Linked DNA regions of Mus musculus: region 1 is linked to region 2. A link is a contact called in ENCODE POLR2A ChIA-PET data. All regions are on one chromosome and are shown on one strand. The core of a region is the stretch at or near the end of the contact, and the rest is flanking DNA. Distances in the headings are between cores, read along the strand shown.

Region 1 (2,764 bases), core at 7-2,506, 89 kb after region 2:
CCCGCCCGCCGGCCCCGGCCTCAGCTCGCACACCCCCCGCCGCCGCAGCAGCCTCCGCCGCCGGAGCGGGGAGGAGGGAGAAGGGAGGAGGAGGAGCGGGAGGGGGGGCGGGAGAAGCGGGGCAGCGAGCGCGTCCTTCCCCGTAGAGCGCACACCGACCCCCGGGGAGCGAGCGCCAGCCCGCCCGCCTCGCCGGCTCCGCTCCCTCCCACAGCCTGCCCGGGCGGGCTCCGCGGGGGGCAGCTGGGAGGAGGGGCGGGCGCTGGGGGGACCCGGGCGGCCGAGGCGGAGGCAAGGAAGGAGGGGAGGGGGGTGGTGGTAGTGGCGGCGGCGGCTGCTGCTGTTGCTGCCGCCGGGGAAGGGGGGGGCCGGGACAGGGAAGACACGCAGCCGCCCGGATGGCGGCGGGGCTGCGAGCCGAGGCGGGCGAGCAAGCGGGCGGCTAAAGCGACCTCGCCAGCCCCGCGGGGGAACTAGCAGGCTTGGCCGGCGCGGGAGGAAGGGAGGGCCGAGGTGCGGCGGTGGAGAGGGTGGCCGGCGAGCCTCGCGGGTGCCGGCAACCCTGCTCTGGAGCTCTCTTCCAGGCTCTCCCAGCTTAAGCTCGGTTTCCCGGCCTAGTCCTCATCTGCTCCTCTCTCCCGCCTCCGGGAGCGGGCTAGCGACCACCCTGGTCCCCGGAGCGTGGCTACCGGCTTGGGACTCACGCTCCCGGATCGCGGTGCGAGGTTTCGGCGCCTACCTCTCGGTTCCCTTATGCTCCGCAGAACACCCGTGAAACTTAAAATATATATTCTTAGTCCCCTAAACAACAAAAACCTCTCCCGTCCCTCCTCACACCCGGGAATCGGCCAGGAGCTGCCGACCCCAGCGGAAGAGTCACTCTGGGAGCCGGTTCAATCCAGCCCGGCATGGCTATCCAGGCCTTCCCGGGCGCGTGGAGGACGGAGATTGGCGCCGCCAGAGAGCAACCCCTTTCCCCCGAAATCCGCGGCACCGAGGCTTACTTACCGAGCAAGTGGGTGCTAGTGAGGGCCGGGGGCGCCAGGCAGCACGGCAAGCGGAAGAGCCGAGCCGCAGCTCCGCAGCTGCCGGCGCCCGGGCAGCGAGTCTCCAGACAAAGCCCGAGATGGCGAAGCGGAGCGACGGCTAATGGCGAGCCCCACGCGCCGCGCTCCGCCCGCCCCGCTCCGCCCGCCCGCCCGCCCGCCTCGGCGCAGCGCAGCGCAGCGCCGCTCCGAGCGCTCGCCCGTCAGAGCCGCCTTGGCGCCGCCGCCTCCCGGGCCGCCCCGGCCTCGCCTGGCCCCTCCGCCTCCTCCGGGCGGCTCAGCCTCACCCCTTCCCTCCCACCGCTCGGGGGCTGCACGAAATTTTAAAAAAAGGAATAGTAAAAAAAAAAAAAAAAAATGTTTTTTGCTTTTTTTTTTTTTTCCAAGGCAGATGTTTTTCGACATTTAGCTCTTTTTTGGCTCCCAGCTCCCACTCACCTGCGGGGCCTCCGGCAGGGCTGGGGGCGGGGGTGCGCGGGGCTGGAGCCGCCGAGCGCGGGTTGAAAGCTAGCCAAGCTCTGCAGCGCCCGACCCGGGCGTGTACGCCGCCGCCAGTCCCCGCAGAGAAATCGTCCTCCTACCCCCGCCTCCATCGCTCTGCGTTTCTCTTCCAATCAGCCGGTCGCTTGGCGGCTCCTCCAGTCTCCGGCCAAGCCAGCTGCCTAGAGCGAGCTCCACTCCATCTGCTTGCCCGACTCCTCGCTCTCCTGTCGGGGCGGGCAAGGCAGCTTGAGGCCGGAGGGGGATCTGTGAGGGATCCTGCCTGCTCCCTCTCCCATTGCTCCATCCTTGCTGTCTCCTGCCTCCTCCTCTCCTGCGTTTTTCCAACTCTCCCCTGTCGCCACTGGTGTGTGTCTGTGTGCGCAGGTTTTCTCTCTCTCTCTTTTTTTTTTTTTTTTTATTGCTTTGCTTTTGCAACCCTGAAGCTAAAGCGGGATGGGGGCGAAGGGGAATGTTACAAAAAAGAAAAAGGGAAAAAAAAAAGCCTCCTAGGTTTGCAACGTATGAAAATACCCGGGAAGTACCCCGCCTCGTTTGGGTCTCGGTGCCCGGCGAGGGCCTTCCGGATTTCAGAGCCAGTCTTGGGTTGTTCTCGATGTCCCCCATCTTCACCGGCCGTATGATCCGAGGAGTTAAGAACAAAAAGTTCACCCCTGTGTCGTAGTAGGGTGTCAGTGGGAGTTGGGGAGGTTTTTCAAGAAGCAGCGGAACGGCCATCCCTTTACCCTGGGCTTCAGTAACTAGGCCGCGACCGGGGTAGGGGTTTAGAGCAAAATCCCAGCGCGTTTGTGCGAAAGAGCTGGAAGGGGGAAGTCGGAACCGGGAACGGAGCTTCGTGCGTCTCCCCCTCGGTCTCTGCTTCCAGTTGCCTGCAAGCTCCCCCTTTAATTTTTTTTTTTTCTCCTCCTTTCCTTTAATCTAATTTCTTCCAACTCCACCTTTGTTGTTACCGGCGTCACGCCTGGATCAGCCAATCCCCTTCTCGCAATCAGCTTGTCAAAAAGGCTTGGCCAGCCCTGAGAAAGCAGGCCGCGGGCGCTGTCCCCCCACCCCGGCGACGACGGGGAGCCCACAAGAGAGCTCCGCACCCCGGTTTAAGGCAGGATTTGAGCAGCCCGGCAACCACAGATCTAACCTCCCGTATTCCACCATCCAGCAAGTCTGGGGAGAAAAGGCCTGGGCGTGTGCCGCTTTTTAACCTCCCACTGCCATCGGTT
Region 2 (2,790 bases), core at 162-2,661:
CTCCCTGCCTGCAACCTTAGGACCTAAGTGGAGGGCCAACAGGTTCCAATGTAAGGATTAGCCAGAGGTCTTCTGGCCCAAACCAATCTCCCATCCCTGCCTCCTTTTGTTCCTAGGATCTAACTCTATCTTCCCCTCCCACTGATCCCTAAACCCCTCTCTCCATTCCCATTCCCAAGATCCAAAGCTAATTCCAGGACCCAGAAGCATAGTGGTCACTACCAGAGTGATGGGTACACACACACACTACACACACTACACACACACACACCACACACACCCCAAAAGCAACTGCAGCTGCTATCCTTCCTCTTCAGGGACAAAGCTCATCTCAGAAGGCCAAACGCAGGGACATGAAGTGGTCACCTTCTCCCCGAAATGAAACACACTCCCCGCGCCCCCCCCCAGCTCTTAGATTAATTACTTATCGTCCAGCCAGTTCTCATCTTCCTGAGGGCCCCAGGGATGGGTGGGGAGGGGGGAAGCCGACTCCCCCAAGTTAACAAGGCACTATTAGAACCTCTGCCCCATGAGAAACAAACCCAAGATGAAAACTGGGCGCGGGAGTGGGGTGGGGAGATCTGCCCTAGCCAAGAAAGATCACCAATTCATCTCCCAGCTCTTTCCCGAGCTCCAGGGTGTCAGACAGAAGAGGGTGGTAATAAACGCAGTAACGCCTCACAGGCGAGGGGGTGAATAGCACAGACAAGTAAGATGGGCCCCGCAGTCCTCTTCCACCTGCAGGGACGTCAAGGACATAAAATCAAGGGTATGTTCTTCGCCACTTGGAGAAGCACTGTGGGTGGGCTGCGCCCCTCACCTCAGAGTAACAAGAAAGGGGTGTCTAGTGAAGAGAGGGTCTGCCCAGAATGCGGGTTGCAAGGCTCAAATCGCAGTTGCAACGGATTATGAGCCGCCGGGGAGGAGACAAATCAGACATCCCCGGCCGGTCTGCGGGACATTTGGGGGCGCGGGGTGCGGGGTGCGGGAAAATCGGCCCCTCCCTTACCTGCAGAGAAGGAGCCCTGCAAGGGAGGGATGAGGAGGGGCGCGCGCGGCGAGCCAAAGGCGACACTCCCCGGGCCCAGCGACGCTCCCTGGGGGTGCGGGCTGGCTCGGCGCGCGCGCCGGGAGGAAGGACAGGGTCGCGGGGAGCCCGCGGGCAGCGACGGCGGGAGGACGGGACGCTGCGGGGCGTCCCGGGGCCGTGGGAGGTGGGGTCCTGGCGGGTGCGGCGCGCTCACCCGCTGCGGCTCGAGCTCCGGCTTCGCGGGCGGCGGCGGCAGCAGCGGCGGCAACAGCAGCGGCAGCGCCTCCTCGACGGCTCCTCCATCTTTGCGGCGGCTCCTCCGGCTCCGCTCGCCGCCGCCACCAACAACAACATTCGGAGACGTCACTCTCGTCACGTGACCCGACCCCGAGCTAAAAATAGGCTCAGACCCCCCCTTTTTCGGGCTTCAACCGAGAACCCTCCCCTCCCATTCGGCCCTCCCCTCAGATGGGCGGGACCAATAGCGCCACCGTGACAGCTTCTTAAAGGGCCAATGCCCAGCCCAAGGTTAGGCTGGGGTGGAGGTGGCAGAGAAGGGATCCCGATCTCTTCGCCAAGTAATGAACTGAGTAGAACCCGGACCCCGGCTGCTGCAGGGGCTGGATGTGTGGGATTTACGATTTTGTTCTCTGTGCTTTTTCGACTTCCTTTTCAAACGGCGGATGGTGCAATCTTTGCCCGCCTGAGCTGTTCCCTAACACGCCCTTCCCTCGTTAGGGGGAGGGTAGAGGGGGGTGGAATCCTAGGGGCTGCCTTGGAAGTGGAAGCCCCTGCAGGCGCGTCAAAGCTGAAAGATTAGCTTGGACAAGTCTCTAACCCACCGTGCTAATATGGCACAGCGCTGCATCTTGTTAAAAGAAACTCCTTGGAGAAAGCCAGCATAGGTTGTAACTGTCCCTGGCCTTCAAAGGAACAGACCAAGAACCTAAAAGTCCGCTGGTCCCCAACTTTGATACCACACATACTACTACCACGTCAGTGGAACTGAACATGACTGTATCATTAAACCTACATTGTTTTGTCAATGACCTAGCAATTTTCCTAGCAAAAAATGTATTCTAAGAAAATATTGTGCTCCAAAATGAGTATAGGAAGAGATTGTTTGTTATATGAGATGTCAGAAACAACCTAAATAAATATCCATCAGGTAGGTATCTGCAAATAAACTAGGAGACATCTATTTAGTAAGTTATCATACAGATGCTCAAAATTATACATATGTGGGGGGTGTAAAAGCGGCTTTTGGGGCGTTTGACAGGAATCTGACATTGGTCAAGGACAAGAAAATGAGATTCAGGCAGGAATCTGACATTGGGCCATGACAAGGGAGTAAGTTCAGGTAGGAATCTAATTTTAGGGTGGAACAAAGAAGTAGATTTCAGGCAAGAATGTGATTTTGGGCTAGGACAGGGAAGTAGGCTCAGGTATCTTGGTCATCCTGACAAGCTCTTAGACTTTGTTTATTGCCTTGACATACGGCTTTAATCCCAGCACTTGGGAGGCAGAGGCAGGCAGATCTCTGAGTTTAAGACCAGCCTGGTCTACAGAGTGAGTTCCAGGACAGCCATACTGAGAAACCCTGTCTGGAAAAAACAAACAAACAAACAAAACAAAATATCCATTAGTTCCAATACTTTATACAAACGTTCATGAGTCTGACTCTGTATGCCTGAAAAATCTAGGTTATATAAACCAAACGTTTTCTTTCTTTTTTCTTTTCTTCTCCTTCTCCTTCTTCC

Evidence for each region. ChIA-PET counts read pairs that join two places held with the same protein, here RNA polymerase II (POLR2A).
Region 1: POLR2A ChIA-PET joins it to region 2 with 13 read pairs in Patski. The contact joins the promoter of Ubtf here to the promoter of Hdac5 in region 2. POLR2A ChIA-PET finds 5 or more read pairs at or near these places in 2 of 5 experiments (Patski and embryonic stem cell).

What each region holds. Positions count from the first base shown.
Region 1 is chr11:102,317,840-102,320,603 of GRCm38, forward strand. It overlaps Ubtf (upstream binding transcription factor, RNA polymerase I), which reads right to left and starts at 1,257. Exons shown (of 21, transcript NM_011551.7): 1 at 1,009-1,257.
Region 2 is chr11:102,228,761-102,231,550 of GRCm38, forward strand. Hdac5 (histone deacetylase 5) reads right to left here and starts at 1,412. Exons shown (of 27, transcript NM_010412.3): 1 at 1,245-1,412. It overlaps Mir8101 (microRNA 8101), which reads right to left and starts at 1,390; the gene lies at 1,280-1,390.